Regions from separate parts of the Homo sapiens genome. Here all the other regions are linked to region 1. The links are chromatin contacts, found by Hi-C or POLR2A ChIA-PET in ENCODE. All regions are on one chromosome and are shown on one strand. Each heading gives the region's core, a stretch centred on a gene start or an enhancer-like site at or near the end of the contact. The rest is flanking DNA. Distances are from core to core; before and after follow the strand shown. Region 1 overlaps DST (dystonin). Region 2 holds the start of RAB23 (RAB23, member RAS oncogene family). Region 3 overlaps DST (dystonin).

What was found. A loop is a pair of places that touch in the nucleus more often than their neighbours do. ChIA-PET counts read pairs that join two places held with the same protein, here RNA polymerase II (POLR2A). Pooled maps may share reads with other maps.
Region 2: a map of naive thymus-derived CD4-positive, alpha-beta T cell shows a loop between it and region 1 (14-fold over the local background). The contact joins the promoter of RAB23 here to the enhancer-like site in region 1. A Hi-C loop is called at or near these places in 2 of 168 maps with a recorded cell type or tissue (both naive thymus-derived CD4-positive, alpha-beta T cell), 9 of 37 single-sample maps with no recorded cell type and 15 of 50 pooled maps. POLR2A ChIA-PET finds 5 or more read pairs at or near these places in 1 of 52 experiments (MCF 10A).
Region 3: a pooled map shows a loop between it and region 1 (7-fold over the local background). The contact joins two enhancer-like sites. A Hi-C loop is called at or near these places in 3 of 50 pooled maps. POLR2A ChIA-PET finds 5 or more read pairs at or near these places in 4 of 52 experiments (BJ, GM12878 and T-cell).

What each region holds. Positions count from the first base shown.
Region 1 is chr6:56,903,347-56,906,046 of GRCh38, forward strand. The region is part of intron 2 of DST (dystonin); the gene reads right to left. Among named protein-coding and RNA genes, the nearest start is that of DST, 50 kb to the right of the region's middle. Within about 2 kb of position 1,370, at least 2 of the 41 ENCODE cell types and tissues checked have a DNase peak (open chromatin) inside an H3K27ac peak, as active enhancers do.
Region 2 is chr6:57,220,846-57,223,808 of GRCh38, forward strand. RAB23 (RAB23, member RAS oncogene family) reads right to left here and starts at 1,462. Exons shown (of 7, transcript NM_016277.5): 1 at 881-1,462. It also overlaps a transcript of PRIM2 not described here. RefSeq lists a silencer at 816-1,165.
Region 3 is chr6:56,541,497-56,544,196 of GRCh38, forward strand. The region is part of intron 61 of DST (dystonin); the gene reads right to left. Among named protein-coding and RNA genes, the nearest start is that of COL21A1, 300 kb to the left of the region's middle. RefSeq lists enhancers at 695-1,460, 1,165-1,584. Within about 2 kb of position 1,360, at least 40 of the 41 ENCODE cell types and tissues checked have a DNase peak (open chromatin) inside an H3K27ac peak, as active enhancers do.

The DNA of each region.
Region 1 (2,700 bases), core at 120-2,619:
CTGTCACAGCCATTCTGCAAAACAATAACTCAGTGAATTCACATCCCTGTATCTACCCTAGAGAAATTCTACCAAGAGTGCCCAGTAAGATATTCAATGCAGAATTATTTATGATATAAAAAAATTTTTTTGAGACAGAATCTTGCTCTGTCACCCAGGCTGGAGTGCAGTGGTGTGATCTCAGCTCACTGCAACCTCTGCCTGCTGGGTTCAAGCGATTCTCCTGCCTCAGCCTCCTGAGTAGCTGGGATTACAGGTGTGCACCACCATGCCCGGCTAATTTTTGTATTTTTAGTACAGATGGGGTTTCACCATGTTGGCCAGGCTGGTCTCAAACTCCTGACCTCATGATCTGCCCAGCTCAGCTTCCCAAAGTGCTGGGATTACAGGTGTAAGCCATCGCATGCGGCCAAAAATTCTAAACCACTTAAATCAGTCTTTCCTAAACTTCAGGCATCTTCATTCCACCTTAACATTTTTTCTCCAGATCTGAGCACTGCCTCAGTTATTTCTTTTATACCCAAATTTACTTGTACTATTTTAAAATAACTATTTATAAGCACTGTGGTATACTACACAGACTCTGCAGCCACTATCTGGGTTCTAATACTGCCTTTGTCACTTCCTAGTTGTATGATCTTGAATAGTTACTTAATTATTTCCTCACCTATAAAATAAGGATTAAAATAGTAATTCATAGGGTTGCTGAAAAGAATAAAGTAATGGAGGTAAAGTACTTCAAAGAGTACCTAGCACGTAGTAGTACAGAAACATTCACTATAATTACTATGGATATTACTTGTGTGAATAAAATATAGTCTTGAACACAATAGTGTATTATTCATACTATCTAAAAAAGAAATCAGGTGGAAATAGGAAAATGAGTCACATTGCTGGTGTGCCTTGAAGACAGACACATGTGAGGTACCGATCATTAGGAGAGAGTTCTTTGTTACTCTCCAGTGAGTCAAACTACCTGGGTTCAAATATAATACCAGCTCTATTACTTACTAGGTGTGTGGTCTTGGCTAAATTACTTCTCTGTGCCTTGCTTCTTCTTTAATTTGTCAAATGCATATAACAATACGTCTCTCTTGTAGAGTAATGGGGTGTTTAAATGAGATAATCCACATTACGTACTCAGAACAGTACACAGCATAGAAAAAATACTTAATACATTATTATCATTATTATTACTGCTTCACTTCCTGGATCTGGCAGCAGCAATTTACACATCAGCAGCTCACAGCTATGATTACAAACACTATAAACAACGATGACCGTTCACCTTTATTTCCCTAAATAACTGTAAGGAATTACAGCTCCTTGATTTATGACACTTTCTTCTCCTAAGTAATATTAAAAAAAAGCCATGTCTTTTAACAGAGGAAATTTTAGCTTGAAACAGTAGGTGGTGCTATAAGTTCTTCCAGGTGTTAATAAGAGTTACTCTTTTTCTTTTGAGACCGAGTCTAGCTCTGTCGCTAGGCTGGAGTGCAGTGGCGCAATATCGGCTCACTGCAACCGCCGCCTCCCGGGTTCAAGTGATTCTCCTGCCTCAGCCTCCTGAGTAGCTGGGATTACAAGCATGTGCCACCATGCCCAGCTAATTTTTGTATTTTTAGTAGAGATGGGGTTTCACCACATTGGCCAGTATGGTCTTGATCTCCTGACCTCATGATCTGCCCACCTCGGCCTCCCAAAGTCCTGGGATTACAGGCGTGAGCCACCATGCCCGGCCAATAAGAGTTACTCTTCAACCATTAGGTGATGGACACTTGGAAGCCTGTCAGTAGTGGACTTCTATCATTTTTAGGACACCCCAAATTATCAGCCCCTTTTGGATAATCATTTCCCAAGATGTGCACTCGTGTGTGTGTGTGTGTGTTTGTGTGGTGTGTATGTGCATGTGTGAGGAACATTTATCATGAGATCTGCTCTCTTCAACCTTTAAGTGCACAATACAGTATTGTTAACTCTGGGTACAATGTTGTATAGCAGATCTTTAGAACTCATTCAGCTGGCGTAACGGAAACTTTATACCCATTGAATAGCAACTTCCTATCTCTCCTTCCCTCCAGCCCCTGGCAACTACCATTCTACTCTTTGATTTTATTAATTCAACTAATTTAGATACTTTATATAAATGGAATCATTCAGTATTTGTCTTTCTGTGACTGAGTTATTGCACCTAACATAATGTTCTCCAGGTTCATTCATACTGTTGCATATGCCAGGATTTCCTTCATTTTTTAAGGCTGAGTACTATTCCATTGTATGCATATATTGCGTTTTCTTTTTCTCTACTTTTTTTTTTTTTTAGACAGAGTCTTGCTTTGTCACCCAGGCTGAAGTGCAATGGCACAATCTCGGCTCACTGCAACCTCCACCTCCCGGGCTCAAGCAATTCTCCTGCCTCAGCCTCCCAAGTAGATGGGATTACAGGCACAGGCCACCGCACCCAGCTAATTTTTATATTTTTAGTAGAGATGGGGTTTCACCTTGTTGCCCAGGCTGGTCTTGAACTCCTGACCTCAGGTGATCCACCCATCTCGGCCTTCCAAAGTGCTGGGATTACAGGTGTAAGCCACCACACCCAGCCTATATTGCACTTTCTTTATCCACTCATCTCTCCACGGACATTTAGATTGTTTCCATATCTTGGCTACTGTGAAAAATGCTGCAATGAACATAGGAGCA
Region 2 (2,963 bases), core at 212-2,711, 320 kb after region 1:
ACCATACACTTTTTAAAATAATAAATTAATTTCCTTAAAATAAATTTAAAGAAAAAAGCCAAATTAAATTTTAACAGGCAGTCGGACTCTTGCTTTTCAGAAACTATAGACTTAAAGCACTAGATCAAAACAATTACGTTCCTAGAAATAAGCATACTTCTGAGTACAATTAAAAACCTCGACAATAATACTTTATATAAATACCCTTTCCCCAAAACTTTTAACATTTTGCTAATGCGGTCTAATAAATTAGAGAAGCAAAGGGTGAGTTAACTCACTAATCAAAAGGTTGTTTTCTCATAACAGCCTTTATTTAAGTAGAAGTACAGGTTATATTTGTAAAAATACTGAAAAACTTCTTAGGGTCAATGAAATTACCTAGATGTTAGGAGATACATAAAAACCTAGAGAAGTTAACAGCCCTTTTCAGACCCTACTGCCACTTCACTAGCTCCTGATAATGAAGTTCTTACTCTCACACGCTCTCAGGTTCTTACTCCTGGGAACTGCCGATGGCTCCTCGGATCTCCGAGTAAAGTTAATTCTGTAGCAACCAGTGTCAATGGAACAGCACAATTTGGCTCATTCATATTCCAGCACTCTATGAACAAGAAACTAGGGAAGGGTGGGGTCGCGGGTAAAGAGTGGTCGCACTGCAGGGAGGAGTCTAAATGCCAGGGTGGAGCTGAGGACTCTCTTCGCCATCAAACCTAACCTGAGCACTTCACGCCCTTACTGGTGTCTGGCCCAGCCCGGGTCGCCCCTTCCCCAGTCGGGACTTGGGGCAGGCAAAAAGCCGAACGTTCGGCCAGACTGGGGACGCAGCGCCGCCCTCGCTCCACCCCTCTTTCCCGCCCACCAGGCAATTCCAGGTACCCACCGCTGGGAGCTGGGAGGGGGCGCCGGGCTGGCGCTGCCGCCCACCTTCTCTAGCTGGAACTTGGGATCGGTGCTCAGGGAGGGGAGAGCCGGCGCTCGGCGGTCCGAACCGGGGGATGGGGGAGCCGGGCCGGGAGGCCCCTGCCCTCGATACCCCTGCCCACTCCGGAGAGTAAGGCACAACCCGGGACCCCGGGGAGAAGCTGAGTCTTCCCCAGTGGAGCCGGACGAACCCCCAGCCCCTGGAGAGGGCGAGTGAGTGCAGCGCCGCTGCACCGCAGCGCGAGCCGCTACTCACCGTCCCCCACCGGCCGCGGACCCGCCGCCCGGCGCCACCGGCTCCTCCTGGTCGCGGCGCAACCGCTGCCGCCGCTGTCTCCTCCCGACGCGCCAGCTCTCCCTGCGGGGCCGAGCGGCTAGTTCGCACCCTCTTTCGCTCTCTTAAGAATGATTATGATTTTTAAACGAACTTTATTAGTAGCCAGGGCTCAGATTGAGTGGCTCAGCAGCAGCTCCGCCGGGGGTGGTGGGGCGCGGGAGTCTCGACTCCCCTCATCTGTGGACCCGCCGCGCTGCGGAGCATGCGCCGTGCTTCGTCTGCGCATGCTCTGTGCGGACCCGCGGCCCTGCCCCGCCCCTGTTCTGGCGGGTGGCTGGCGGCGGCTCAGCTTTCCAGGCGCCTCCAAGGGAGCCCGGGAGGGCAGTGGGGAGATCAGAGACGAGCAGGATCTCCTAGATCGTGAACTCTAGAAAAGAGAAATCGGCCAATGACGGTCCGCATGAGTTTCGCCTACAGAGTTATCACACTTCCAGTGTCCTCAAAGGGCTTGCCCCGCTTCGGACACCTACCTTATTTTCTTGACCAGATGACATCTTAAGTGGCCAAGTGAGCAAAAAAATGTCGAGCAAAGTCGAAAACGCACTCACACAGCCTGCAGGACAAAATAGAAGCCTGAGATGGTTAATTATTCAGAGAAGCGAACCAAAAACGAAAAGGTTCCGCAAAAGCAATCTCAACTTTGCTTCAGTTGTTTTTATATTTCAAAATAAAATAGAATAGAAAAAAAAGATGGAAAATACCAAGTGTTGGCCAGGATGTAGAGTAACTGCATTCTTCTACTTTGCTGCTGGAATGTAAACTGGAACAACTCCTTTGAAAAACAGTTTGGGACTGTCTGCAAAAGGTGCATACCCTATGGCCCCGCAGTTCCACGCCTGCATATAGAGCAAAGAGAAACGAATACTTAGGGTGCACGGACAGGCAGGTATCAGAATGTTCGTAGCTGCATTTATTGTAATAATTCCTTAATGAGAATAACCCAAAAGACCATCAACAATAGAATAAATTAATGAAATTACACAGAGTTCATATAATGAAACACTATACAGCAACGCAAAAAAGCATCTGCAATTACAGGCAATAACGTGAATCAACTGGGGAAACCTAATGCCCAGCATAAAAAGACAACAAAAGTACACATGGCATAAGTCCATTTCTATAAACTACAAAAACAGAAGAACTAAGAGGCTCAAAGTTAGCATAATGGTTACCTTGGTGGGCAGGGGATAGTGACTGGAAGGAGTTAGCGACTAGAAGAGGGGCTTCCAGTTAGCAACTGGAAGAGGGGCTTCCTTCTAGTGAGGTTCTCTCCGTTGATTTTGGCGCTAGTTATAAATGCGTGTCCATTTGTGAAAATTCAAGCTGTACTCTTATGCACATTTTTCTGTATGTGAATTATAATTCACACTTAATAATTTTAAAAATTAGTGGAGATTATTTTACCTATAATAGCAATAGTATTTGTAAGAAATTTAATATCAAGTAGCTAACAGATTTATCTCTAGGATTTGGTTGGCAGTATCTCTTAAACTTGAGTAACGTACTGATGCCCTTTCTGAGAAAAGAAAAAAAACAATTAAAAAGTTGGCAAATGACTTGAATAGACATTTCTCCAAAGAAGGTATACAAATGGCCGATGAGCACATGAAAAGAGACTCAAGGTCACTAATCATGAGGGAAATGCAACTCAAAACCATGAGATACAACTTCACACTCATTAAAATGATGATTATAAACAAAGCAG
Region 3 (2,700 bases), core at 110-2,609, 360 kb before region 1:
CCTCCTCTTCTTCACCCTTCCCTACACATGGGGGATTCTGACGTAAACAGTCTGGTCTGCTGAGTGGCTTCCCCATTTTGCAGATAGTTAAAACAAATATTGCAGCTCTTGACACAGATAAGAAATAAGATAAAGCATCTTCCAAAAAAGTATACTTCTGAACAGAGCTATGGAGTGTCTTTAGCATAAAGACACATGCTCAAATAATATATTTCATAATACATGAGGTGTTTAAGGTCATCAGCAGTGCATCAGTATAAATGCAACTATCCTTTTACCTGGTTGATTTTAGGATGATTCTAAACAATAAAGTGCATCAATAACAGAGAACAAAAATCTCCTTTGTCCACCTTTCCCAGCTCCCAAAGTCCCCGTTCACACACTCCAAAACACAGAAAATAAACAAACACACACTTAACAGTGGCTCAAACACTCAGAACATTCCATTGTCAGTCCATTTCCCTTTTTAGTCTGATATTTCCAGATTAAAATTTCCAAATGAGCAAGCATTTTAACAGCCTGAATGTTAATTTCGGCAGAGCTCTGGTTAACTGTAATCCACTTAAAGATGGCTTGCAGAACTCCACCATTCTGGTAAATAAACCATGCTCCAGAAATTTAAAAGACAAACACAGGGACCTGGTATTGTTCACATCAAGGCACAGAACAAATCTTCAGAGAAAAATAAGTTAAGTCTAACGTTATGAGAAAGTTACATTTTTCTTTTACTTTTTTTTTTTGGAGGGGGGAGTAGCTATAAATAAACTTGATTGAAAAGGCAGGTTTTCTTCCTGTTTTAAGCTTCTTCAATGCTATTCAGAACTACTCAAAGGAAGAAAGAAAAAAACACCAGACTTTTAGACACCCAGGGCAGTACAATCCAGCAACCGTTTAAAGTAAACAGAAAGCATGGTGTACTACTAAGCTTCTTTAAAAAAAAAAAAAAAAAAAAAAAAAAAGCCATTTCCAAAGATTCTTATCTGGTCCTCCTTAGGAAGGCTTATTCCACCTGAGGCAATTGCAGCAACGAAGAGCTCCGCGGCTTCCTCTAAGGCACAGGCAGCGTAATTCACATTGAGCAGAAAACCCAGGGACTACATTAGCCTTTGAAACTGAACCAAGTTCTGTGGCCGCGGTATGGCCTTCATTTCAGCTGGGGCTAGAGAGAGACGGTGGCGGTGGAGGCAGCAGAAAGAACTCCGGAAGGGAGCTCCGGGGCTGTCCGCGGCTCCTCAGGGCAGCACGGTGCCGGGCAGGCATGCTCTCCAGCCAGGGCGCTTGCAGCAACGCCCTCTCTCTTCAGGCACCATCTGCTGCGTCTCTGGGCCTGCCGGGCGTTCCGGAGCCGCAGCTCTCTACCACTTCGGTGCTACGCCCTCCCGTGACTTAACTTCGCAGTCATCTTTCGCTTCTTCCCGGGAGTCGGCGAGCGGTTTCAGTGGGAGGTACCTCGAAGCCGAGAGGCTGCAATGTAACAGCTTGTGGTGACATCAGCGCAAAGCAGGCCGAGTCCGGCCACTGGGGAGAGGGACAGCTCAGGTTCAAACACCGCGGAAACCCCGCCGACTACTTCAAAATGGGAGGGGATCCGTAGGGCTTGCGGAGGCAGAACCTGGCACCGGGAGATCCGCGAAGAAATTATTTTGTGAAGGTCCAGAGACCGCACTCATTTGAATACTAAATGGGAAAAGGGGGGCTACATAGGTCCCTATCCTTCAGTTGAAACCGCACTTTTACACTGAAGAATCTGATGCTTCAGCAGTATCTGCGATGCAAAGTGCAGATCACTTTGAAGTCGAGAGTGTTTTGCCGTTCCCTTTTGAAGCCCAAGTTCAAATCTAACTGTTCTCCAGAGTAAAGTATTCCTACCAGTGAGGGGCTCTCAGCACTGCTGACATGAATATTAGTAGTTACTAATAACCATACAGTACTCTTGAGGTTAACACAAGGCCCAAGAGTGGTACTCACTGACTCCAGATATTTAATAAACAAAATCACCTCCACAGATTTTTATCTACTGAACACCCTTCTAAAAATACTGTTTGAAAATAAATTCAGCAAGCCAACTCTTAGTCTTTGTAGGAAATTTAATAGTTTTATTTAAATAAAATCTAAACATTCTCTATTTTACAAAATAAGAAACATCGTCAGAGTGTCAGTTACAAATGAAGCGGTCTTTCTTCAATCTCATAAAATAATCATTTGAACATGAACAAAACTGTGCTAACTCCAAATGAAGAAGGCAGTTCTAGTAAAAACAACTTTATACTTTCTTTGTTAATTTTACAGAAAAGATGTGGGAGGAAACTTTTGTGCCTTTAATGAGAAAACGTTATCTCAATATTCATTCGATAAATCTAAGAGTTGAATCTTTTTTAAAAAAATCTTTTCATAATGAAAACTCTATCGGTAACTCATCCATTCAACAATTATTAGATTATTAGATGCAACTCAGTATGTGGCCATCATTAAGTTGACTAGATATATGACTATCTATAAAGAAAAAGAGATTTAAAAATATCCATCCACATCACAATATCAATGCCAATTTTTCATGTTCAAGACGTGAAATATTTCAACAAGCACCTGATTCTGTGGTGTTCAAGCACACAGGCTGTAATAAGGCACTGATAAGAGAAAGAAAAATGGTCTCATACTTACCACGCTTGAACAGTGGATTGGGCACTAGACTGGGAAATA